2 separate regions of the Homo sapiens genome follow, and region 1 is linked to region 2. Evidence: chromatin contacts called from ENCODE Hi-C or POLR2A ChIA-PET data. All regions are on one chromosome and are shown on one strand. Each heading gives the region's core, a stretch centred on a gene start or an enhancer-like site at or near the end of the contact. The rest is flanking DNA. Distances are from core to core; before and after follow the strand shown. Region 1 holds the start of COL16A1 (collagen type XVI alpha 1 chain). Region 2 holds the start of SERINC2 (serine incorporator 2).

Region 1 (5,073 bases), core at 1,730-4,229, 290 kb after region 2:
CAGAGGGATAGGTGGGAGAAGACGGTGAAGACAGCTCCTAGAAGCTGGCCTTGCACTCTCTGGCTAGACTGGCTGGAAGAAGGAATCCTGGGGCCCTGGGGCCCGGTGCCAATGACCCCACTGCACTCTCCCTCCCCCAGGTCTGGTCAGAAAGACCATCACTGTCTTCAGCATCACAGCAGCAATGGGTGACTCACCCCTTGGCAATGGGCCCAGATTCCTTACAGATGTTGAAATTATCTGCCCCATCCCCCCCAGGGGACCCAGTGAGGGAGAGGAGAGCAAAGCTCACGCACACACAAGCAGAAACACATATGTGCACATACAAGGGGCAGGCGGCCACACTCACCCTGGGTCCACAATCCCTTTCACCTCAGCTTCTTGGTTTTTCTGCTTTTCCTAGCTGGGTTTGGGTCCTAGGAGTTCTGTTCCTGCTTGGCGAAGCAGCTGAGCTACTGAGCCCAGAGGGCACCCAGCAAGGCCAGGCAAGTTGCCCGGTCAACTTCCCCTGGCTTTGGGCCCTGGAAAGCTGCACCCTCTGTCTCATCCAGAGTCTGGGCCTCGGGGTGGGCCTTTTATTAGAGATTCAGGGCCAGCCGTGGAGGAGGAGAAGCACGTGAGCTAGAGGGATGGAGTCTCCACCATGAAAAGGATCAGCAGGACTTGGGGTTCTCTGGGGAGGCGGCGTCCTTCTGCAGGGAGAGCTCACTGCCTGTTCCTCCCCACCCCACTGGTCCTACCAGCAATGTGTCCACAGGATTGGCTTACGTATTGGGGTGGGAGGTTGTTCTCTTACACACAGAGACACAGGAATACATACGAATGCACAAAGCCAGTCTGAGAGACAAACACAGAGATGCTCAGAGACATAAACGTACGAAGACACAGGCACACACACTCTCCAGCTCACTGCACACAGGCTCAAGGGTGCCAACACCTCAGATCACCCTGAGCCCAGCCCCTAGACTCTGCTATAACTGCCCACACGACCACACATACATGGTCACATATGTGCAAGGACCCCAGCACCCCAGGATACCAGTTGCAGGCCTGTGATACTGTGACTCTCCTGTGTCATCTCACCTGTATTTGCCCCATGGCCGAAGGTAGCCCAAAGACCGAGCAGCCACAGGCCAGGAGCCCAGGATACCCACATCCCGGTCCAAAGAGGTCAGCTACAGCCACAGCACCTGAAAACCACAGAGACCGGGAAGGCGGATTTCTGAGTTCACACAGCACAACTCCACACGTGGGCAAGTCGTGGACAGCCTGTGGGGCCCAGGCACTGGTATTGGGGTGGCAGGAGGTCTGGCCAGGCATCAGTCTCTCTCAGAGGCCCAACCACAGCCCTTGGGCTAGGATTTGAGCAGAGGCGATATTCAAAATATTTAACCACCGGTATGGCACGGATACCAGCTTTCAGGCAAAGCAGAAAGCTGCCTACTGCACTGAAATAGTGTCCAGGCAGCATCTGGCTGTGCCAGTGGATACTTGCTGGATTGGGAGAGGTCTAGAAGGTCTTAGAAGGCCAGAGAAGTTGGAATAGTGATGAGGGCTTAAAGAAGAGGCTATTCTTCAAGACACGTGGAAGTATTTCAAGTCTAGCATCTTGTGCACTGTCCTGGTATATATACCAGCCTGATACCTTACTAGCGCACCCAGCTCAGCCCAGGAAGCCCTCCCAGGCACCCACAGGGTCAGGGGCTGGTGACTGGGCTGAGATTGTGGGCCACAGCCTTCCATAGGGCTGTGTGGGGGCCAAGGAAGCTTTCCCCATAGGTATAGTGGGCAGGAGAGCAGGTCTCTAGGGCTCAGGACCTCATTGCCAGCCACCCCCGCCCCCAGCTGATGGATGCTTGTCTTTTAGTTTTATTAAACCCTGATGGATGGGCCCAGATAAATCGATGCAGGCTCAGCAAGTGGCCAGCAGAGCCATACATCGTCTGGCCTCCCCCAGGACAGGCAGCTCACGTGCACAAACACAGAGCCATGCATGTGTCAGCACAGCACATGCAGATGCGCAGGTACATGTACATAAGGACACATATGTGGTACCAGTGTGCATACAAAGCTATCTGCACACAGGCATGCTCACGGAAACATATGCTCGCTGATATACCCAGACACACCAGCTTGCATATACCCACATGCGCACAGCCAGCCTATGACCACTCCTCCTGTAGGTCTTCCTGTTGGGAAGTTCTAATGCAAGTCTGACTGCATTCCTTCCAACTCTAATGAAATCCAATTTTCCTTCCCTCAATCATGGATAGGAAATGAAAACAGAAAGGACCCCTTACCCCAATATATTTGGAGATAGGACTCCAGCCCCCTTCTCCCTGGGACAGAACTGTGCCCCCAGCCTGCCTATTCATCCCCCATCCTAGTGATATACACATCCCAGCTCTCAAACCCTATCCTGGTCTTCCTCCTGCCAGCCAATAGAAGGGCTGCCAGCTGTGGCGCCATGTGGGTGCATGTGGAGGCGTGAGGATGGATGTGATCCTGTCCCCTTCCGGCTCCTAGTCTCTGGTCGCCACTCCTCAGGCTCCAGCCAGAGTGCAGGGCTGCAAGGACAGAGCCAGAGAAGCTTCCAAGGAGACGGCTCACCCCAACACAGAGGCATAGATTTGGGCGCAGGGAGTCAGAACCAGGATGGAGTTTAGAGCTCATCTCGCTCTAGAGAAGACGACCAAGGCCCAGAGAGGGAATGCCACTTTCCTCAGGTCACACAGCAAGTCTGGCAGAAAGGGCCTCTCAGCCCAGAGCCCTGAGGCCGCCCACTGTATCCCTACTTACCGGTGGCCGGGGATCCCCCCACCTCACTGAGCAGTCCAGGCAGCAGGCGGAGGAAGCAGAGCCCAGGTTCCTCAGGTCCGCTAGGGGTTCTCTATCTCTCCGTGACGGTCACGGGTCCCCAGCTTCCTGGCGCTCGAGCTCTCCCGGCTGTCTGCTGCCCGGCGCACGCCTGCCGGGGACTGCCGGCCACTCCGGGTGGGGGAAGAGAGGCGGTTCCAGGGGGCTGGGGGCCTGCCAGGGACACTAATGGAACACAGCTGGACCGGCCCGCCAGGGAGGAGGAGGAGGAGGGCCTAGAGGGGGCTCCAGCGGCACCAGAGGCGGCTAGACTGCGGGGTGCACAGCCCCGCCCCGGGTCTGGCCGAGCTCCCAGGCCCGCCCCTCCTGCCTCACCGCCAGGTGAGCGATCCTCGAGCTAGGCGGGACCCTACGTGCCCAGAGCTGCCCTGGAAGGGGGCTCCTGCGGGCCCTTTAAGAGTCAGGCCTGGAGTTTGAAGAGCTCCCCCTTTCCATGTCCCTGGCTGGGCCCCCAGAAGGCTGCGGGGTGGGGGGGCGGGGAGGGGACAGGGGTGGAGGGAGCAGGGTAGAGACCCTCCTCCCAAGTGCGTGGCACCCATGATGTGGCTGCCGCCCAAGCCTCGGTGGTCAGCTTTTTCCAATTCCTCTGCCTAACATTCCCAGTCAGTCTGTCCCTAGGTCTGTCTGTACTGGGAGGAGGAGGGTGGGAACCCCCTCCCTCCTCCGTGCTAAATTAACCCCCTCTGCTCTGGCCTGACTCCCAGAGAAGTGAGACTGAGGGAGTCCCCTTATTCCTCCTTACTCCATGAGGTTGGAAGGGCTCAAATCCCTGGCCCCTGCTCTGGCTTTGCGGTTCCAAATGTGCTGTGTAACCATACTCCGTTTTCTCATCTGGAAGATGGGATCGTGAGAGTATATGCCTCATAGACCTTTGCTGTAAGCAGGAAATGGGCCAAAGGCTGTAAGCGCTTAGCACACGGTCTGGCACATGAGAGGAGCTCAGTAAATATTTGCTGCTATTATCGTTATTACTGTGATCCCTGGCAGGGGACGGGACTGGATTTCAAGCCTTTACACCAGCACTGGGGAGGGACCTGCTTTATATTCACGGTCCAAGGACGCAAGAGGAATTGAGCTGGGCTGAAAGATTGGAGCTCTGAGGAGGAAGGAGCCGGTAATGTTCCGAGTTCTGCCCAGAGGCAGGGCCGTTGACCAAGGTGGAATCCCCACCAAGGGTCTCCTCCCGCTGTAGACCGAAAGCAAATTTATTGGCACCAAGGCTGAGGATCCACAAAGTAGGTTCAAGAGGCCATGAGATGCTGGGCTGAAGAGGGAGAAACTGAGCGTCCCCAGTTGAGGGGGGCTCTGGGGGCTCTGTGGAAGCAACGCGCCTAGCCCTGTGGCCTCGGCTAACCCGGGGTAGGGGGAGGTTGTAGGGGCAGGCCTGGGATTTCCCGCCTCCAGACCCAGAGGCGCTGAGTCAGCGGAAACCCCAACCACGCCACAGAGGCGCCCCACTGTGGTCCCAGTGAGGAGCTGGCCCCAGATGTGGCTGTGGCAGTGGTGGGGCCTGGGAAGTGCTGAGCTCAGCAGGCGGGAAGCGGAGGGGGTGGGGCCTTCTGAGCACTCTGGCCTGCGGGGTGGGTGGGCACAGGCCCCGCCTGCCCTACCAGAGGGTGCTGCCCCAGCAGTGGGCACTCGGGAGAGGTGGGAAGCGCATATAGGTCAGGCTCTGTGCTGAGAACTTCACATATGCTAACTCCTTCGATCTTTACAACAACGCCTTAAGGCAGAATTCCATTTTTATTCCCAAACCTGCAGCACAGGAAAAACACAACTTGCCCGGGATCCCACAGCTAGTCAGTGGTGGAGCAGAACTCATGTCCAGCCAGCCTAGACTCAGCACGTGCTCTTAACCACCATGCCATCCTGACAGCTCCCACCCGTGCCCCAGACAGGGCAGGTGGCTGGGCCAGGGATGGAGGAACCTGAGAAGGGAGAGCCAGATGCCTTCCCACAGCACCCCAAGGGTGCTCACAGGAACAGCCAAGCCTGGGACACACCTTACGCCTAGAAACACTATCATAGACAGTCTAGGAATGTGCCCATGCCCCTTCCTCCCTTCCACACATACGTGCACACATCCAGAAACACGCAGTCAGGTAAAGTTCTAGCACAGCACTTGAGTACGCAGACTCCATATGCATGTATAGGCACTCATGTTCACACAGACACACCCTGGCCCTAGAAACAGTT
Region 2 (5,007 bases), core at 1,166-3,665:
GTCTTGGGTGCTTTCTACTGTTCTAGGTCATGGATAGGGAGGGGTTGGGGGTGAAAAATTCAGCTCTTAGAGCAGAAGTGTCCAAGGGAGCTGACCCTGGGACGGGAGCATGTGAGGAGGGCTCACTTGAGACTGCTTGGTGGCATTTCAGTCTAAAGGATTTCCGTGCAGAAGATGACTGTGTAGGGTATGTTTTTGGATCAGACTGTCAGTCACAGAAGAAGGAGGAAAGTGGACTTATGGTAAAAGGTCAGACATTCATCCAGTAAGCATTCACTGCTTGACTGTGTGCCAGGCCCTGTACTGTGCTCTGGGTAGGAGAGGGGGTGGCCAGAGAGCAGACCGTTCTTGGGTGGCTCACAGTCCCCTAAAGGCCTCGGGTTAGGGAAGGACTGAAATATTGCTGGACAGAAAAATAGGAAGACTAGATATTGTCACCTCTACTTTTTCAAGGGAAGCAGTAGGACATCAGGGTGAAAGCCAGGCCAGGTTGCCTTTCAGCTCTGTTTCTTCTGAGCTGTGTGGCCTTCAGCAATAGTAACAACAACCACAGTGATCACAGTCAACGTTTATTCGACGCTTGATTTACATTTCGCGTGTCACTACTTCTTTGTTTCTCGGTTTCCTCATCTGTAAACGAGTGGGTGGGGAATTAATCGACTTCTCAGGGCTGTTGTGGGGCTCAAATGGTACCACGGGGGAAAGTTGGGCATGTGCTCGGGTTGTTTGTGAGGCCATAAGGGAGGCCCATATTGTTTGGAGGCTTGGGGGAATCAGGAGGATGTTCATTCCTAATGGAACCAGGTAGTGGGTTGGGGGTGAGGGTGGTGGCTCTCTTCACTGAGAGGTATGGCATGTGAGCAAGCTTCAAAGGGGAGAAAGAGGGATAAGGAGAAGGACCTTTAAGAGGAGGGCATCTGCCAGGTGCAGTGCCTCACATCTGTAATACCAGCACTTTGGGAGGCCAAGGCAGGAGGATTGCTTAAGCCCAGGAGTTCGAGACTAGCCTGGACAACATAAGGAGACCTCATCTCTACACAAAATTTTTAAAAAATTAGCTGGGTGTGGTAGTACACACTGGTGGTCACAGCTACTTGGGAGGCTGAGGTGGGAGGATCACTTGGGTCCAGGAGGTTGAAGCTGCAGTGAGCCATGATTGGGCCACTGTGTTCCAGCCTGGGTGACAGAGTGAGACCCTGTCTCAAAAAAAAAAAAAAAAAAAAAAAAAAAGAGGAGGGCATTGTGTGGGCAAAAGTGCGGAGGAGGAAAAGTATAGGGTGTGTTTGTGGAACAGTCCTGGTGCAATTAATGGCTAAGCCTGGCGCCCAGTGAATCAGCCAAGGATGCAGTCAACCAGCTCTTTGGCCCTGGGGCCAGCTTCGAGGCACAGAGACTTCTTTCCCTAACATTATCTTGTCCAGAGGTGGCTGAGGACAGGGCTAAGGGTGAAGGGAGACTAATTACAGAGCCCTACTTCTGGGTCTCTCACACCTACCCCTGGAAAGCCATCTGTCAGGAATGTGGCCGCCCCTCCCCACCTTCTGACCTCCTTAGCTAGGGACCAGTTTGGGCATCCCTAGGGAGTGATAAGCCACCAAGCAGGGGTGGCTGTAGGGAGTGTGTAGCTCCCAGCAGGCTGTTGGGAGTCAGTGGAGTTTGAAGAACAGATGGAGAGAAGGGAGGATGGGTTTAGAGTGAGAGGCTGGGGTCTTAGAAGAAGCAGTAGGTGGGCATGGTGGCATGCACCTGTAGTCCCAGCTACTCAGGAGCCTGAAGCAGGAGGATCACTTGAGCCCAGGAGGTCGAGGCTGCAGTGAGCTATGTTTGCACCACTGCACTCCAGCCTGGGTGACAGAGCAAGACCCTGTCTCTTAAAAAGGAAGAAGAAAACAGTGACGATGGGGGCTTACATTTGTCAAGCACCTACCATGTGTTGTAACCACCCTGTGAGGTATGTATCCTCACTTTACAGACCGGGAAACTGAGGCTCATAGAGGTGCAGTGACTTGCCGAAGTTTCTTTATCCAGTCATTCAGCATTCAACCTCAGCATCTACGTATTGAGCAGAGGCCCTGCGCCAAGCACTGAGGAGTCAGCGGTGACCACCTCTTGGCTTCTGTTCCCAAGGGTGACAGTGTCCTGGGGTCACACGGGCTCAAACCGAGGTCGATTTCCGAACGCTCACTTTGGAGCAGGATGCGAGCCCGGGCCACGATTGGGTCAGGTTGCGCCGCTCGCGTGGCCGCGGGAATCCCCGACCGGCCCCTTCCCTAGGGTCCCTCCTGGCGCACCTGCCCCAGGTGAGTCTGGGGAGGCCCCGAGCGCCGCCGGAAAGCGTCGAGCGGCTTCGGTAGGTGGGGCGGGGCCGGGGCGGGGCCGGGGCCGGGGAGGGGCCAGGCCCGGCACCCGGATCCCGAGGTCCGCGCCCCGCGCCCGGCGCCGGGCGCCCGAAGCCGGGAGCCGCCGCCATGGGGGCCTGCCTGGGAGCCTGCTCCCTGCTCAGCTGCGTGAGTCCCGACCCCGGCGCCCGCCCGCGCGCGCCGCCCGTTCCTGCTGCGGGCCCTCACTTTCTTCTGTTCTGCTCCGAGTAGTTTCTTCTTTTTCCTTCCTGCAAACTTGTCTTTCTGGGCCGGTGCCCCGCCTGCTCGCCCTCCTGGACCTTCACTCGGCACCCGGATCCCGCTGCCCCCGTCCCCCTGCTCAGTCCTGGCCGGCAGGCGCCGGGCAGCTGCGGTCCCGGCTCGGGTTTCCGCGGGCAGGAGGGGAGTGCCCTCGGCGGGCGCCCTCCTGGGACCTGGAGAGACTAAGCCTGGAGCCCGGGGTCGGGGCAGCTCTGTGGGCCCTCGTCGCCCCACTTGGGGCGGTCCTCGGGGTGGCCTCTGTCCCCGTCCCGGACGCCCTGGTTCTCTGTGTAGGTCGCCCGGGCCCCGTCCCTCCTGGCGAGTGCCCTGCCCTACCCCTCTGGCCGCCTGCCAGTCCGCCTGTTCCTGTCGCTCGGGCTCCGCCTGTCCGTTCGTATTTGTCTGGTTCCTGTCTGTGTCCGTCGTTCGTCCGACTGTCTTTGTCCGTCTGCTGTCTTCTGTCCGTCTGCCCGTCCGCCCGTCCGTCCCTCAGTCTCTCTGCGGTCCCTTTACCGTCCTCAGTCTGGCTCGCGCTGCCTCTCAGGCACTTCCCCAGCTCGCCCCGGATCATCTGGGCCCCAGCGCGGAGACTGGGATGGGAGCGGAGGGAGCCCCGGACTTTCTTAGCTGCCCTCGAGTGAGGCGGGTGCGGGTCGTCACGGACCACCGGGCGGAACTCTGGGTTGGGAGAGCAGGAATCGAGGGAGGTTCGGGTGTGCGCGGGGAGTGCCCGGTCGCGGGTTCGGGACCTGTGGGGAGGCCAACCTCTGTTCTGTAGCTGCAGCCGCAGAGGGGAGGGGCTCCAGCAAGACCCCGGCTGGGAGGCCCGTTCTCCCTTCCCTTTCCCCAGCCCCCCTCTCCTTTCCTCTTCCCCTCATTAAATCTGAGGTTCATTCAGGCAGCCCCCTCCCCCTCTGGCCCCACACAAAGAGGCCCTGAGAGGGAGAAGGGGCTGCAGCGGCTGCTGAATCTCGGGACTCGCTTTCCTTTGTCCCTGACGGGTTGTGTGTGTGTGTGTGTGTGTGTGTGTGTGTGTGAGAGAGAGAGAGAGAGAGAGGAGGGGGTGTAGGGGAGAGCTGAGGGTCTAGAGATTTACTTTACAGCCTTTTTCTGAGAATGAGATCAGCATAGACAGCACAGAGAGGCAAGAGAGCCTCTCGCCTCATTAGGCCTCCATTTTTCGTGTGTGTGTGTGCGTGTGCATGTGCGTGTGCAGGAGGAGGAATCAAGCTGGTGCCTGAAATCCCTCCCAGCCCAAAGAATTCAAGGTTTGGGCCAGGTCTCTGCCAACAAGGGTTTGCTTCCTGGTGAGGGAGGCAGAGCTTCCACAGTGGACCTGATTTCCATCGGTTGCACCTGGTGAGGCACAGGCCCTGCTGGGCTGGCCTGGGGGTGGAGATGTTGAGGGGCAGCCTGCCAGCCCTGTGTGCCTTGGTCACCCCATCTGGCAGTTGACAGTAACAGGGCCTTTCTCACAATGCTGTTGGGAGATGAGGCACAGTTCCTGGCATATCGTGAGTGCTCCTTGTGGGAATTATTGCTAACATCAAGGAAAGGTGGGTGGAGAATTCCATTTGGAGACAATGCAAAGCCAAGTGCTGGTCTCTGAGTTACAGCATTCTACAATGCTGAGAGCAGATAGGACTGCTCAAACCATCTGTTTACAGATGAGAAGACTGCCACCCGCCCGGAGAAGATAGCTGACTTTCCTAAGGTTGCACAGGGAAAGGATGAAGAACTGCATAGTTAGGATCAACATCTGATTCCTGGTCCAGGCTTCTGCCCACACCTTCCCTCCCTTCCCCACATCCTGGCTGCCTGAGGCACAGGGCTGGTCCAGGGAAGAATTGGGAGATAACTTAGTGAGTAATATCAGCAAGGGACCCGGCCCTCCCTTCAGTGCCATCCCCTTGGGGTTCTGGCCTCCGACATTTACTGAGGTTCTGGCCTCTGACATTTACTGAGCCAGGTACTGTTCCGAGCCCCTCACCATGCCATCTCATTGGCTCTCCCCACCTCCTCTACCCTATGACATCGTTAGCCCATTTTACAGATAACTATCCCAACACTCGCAGCGTGGAGCTGTCCAGGAGTGGCCTAGGCCCCATACAGTAGTGAGCAGTATGTGTATGTGTGTGTATATATATATCTCCTTCCATTTAATCCTCACAAAGACCCCACTGGGGCAGTTAATATTGTTCCCATTTCACAGATGAGGAAACTGGCTCAGAGAGTGAAGGTGACTTCTCCACAGCCACACAACATTAAGTGGTGTAGTTGGGCACTACTGGACACCAGTACCATCCTGTTGCAGTGAAGAGTTGCTGCACAGGAGTGAAGTTCTATGTGGGGTTTCTGGGCAACTTCAGGAGGGATTTTTTTGCAT

The links. Hi-C counts contacts between places; a loop is a spot of excess contacts on that map. ChIA-PET counts read pairs that join two places held with the same protein, here RNA polymerase II (POLR2A). Pooled maps may share reads with other maps.
Region 1: a map of mammary epithelial cell shows a loop between it and region 2 (2.7-fold over the local background). The contact joins the promoter of COL16A1 here to the promoter of SERINC2 in region 2. A Hi-C loop is called at or near these places in 1 of 168 maps with a recorded cell type or tissue (mammary epithelial cell), 2 of 37 single-sample maps with no recorded cell type and 3 of 50 pooled maps. POLR2A ChIA-PET finds 5 or more read pairs at or near these places in 1 of 52 experiments (HEK293T).

Annotation. Positions count from the first base shown.
Region 1 is chr1:31,701,038-31,706,110 of GRCh38, forward strand. It overlaps COL16A1 (collagen type XVI alpha 1 chain), which reads right to left and starts at 2,980. Exons shown (of 71, transcript NM_001856.4): 1 at 2,800-2,980; 2 at 1,084-1,190. The coding sequence starts at 1,156. RefSeq lists an enhancer at 339-1,091 and a silencer at 4,401-4,450.
Region 2 is chr1:31,410,798-31,415,804 of GRCh38, forward strand. SERINC2 (serine incorporator 2) reads left to right here and starts at 2,416. Exons shown (of 10, transcript NM_178865.5): 1 at 2,416-2,507. The coding sequence starts at 2,469. RefSeq lists enhancers at 2,164-2,664, 3,935-4,483 and silencers at 2,231-2,300, 2,381-2,440.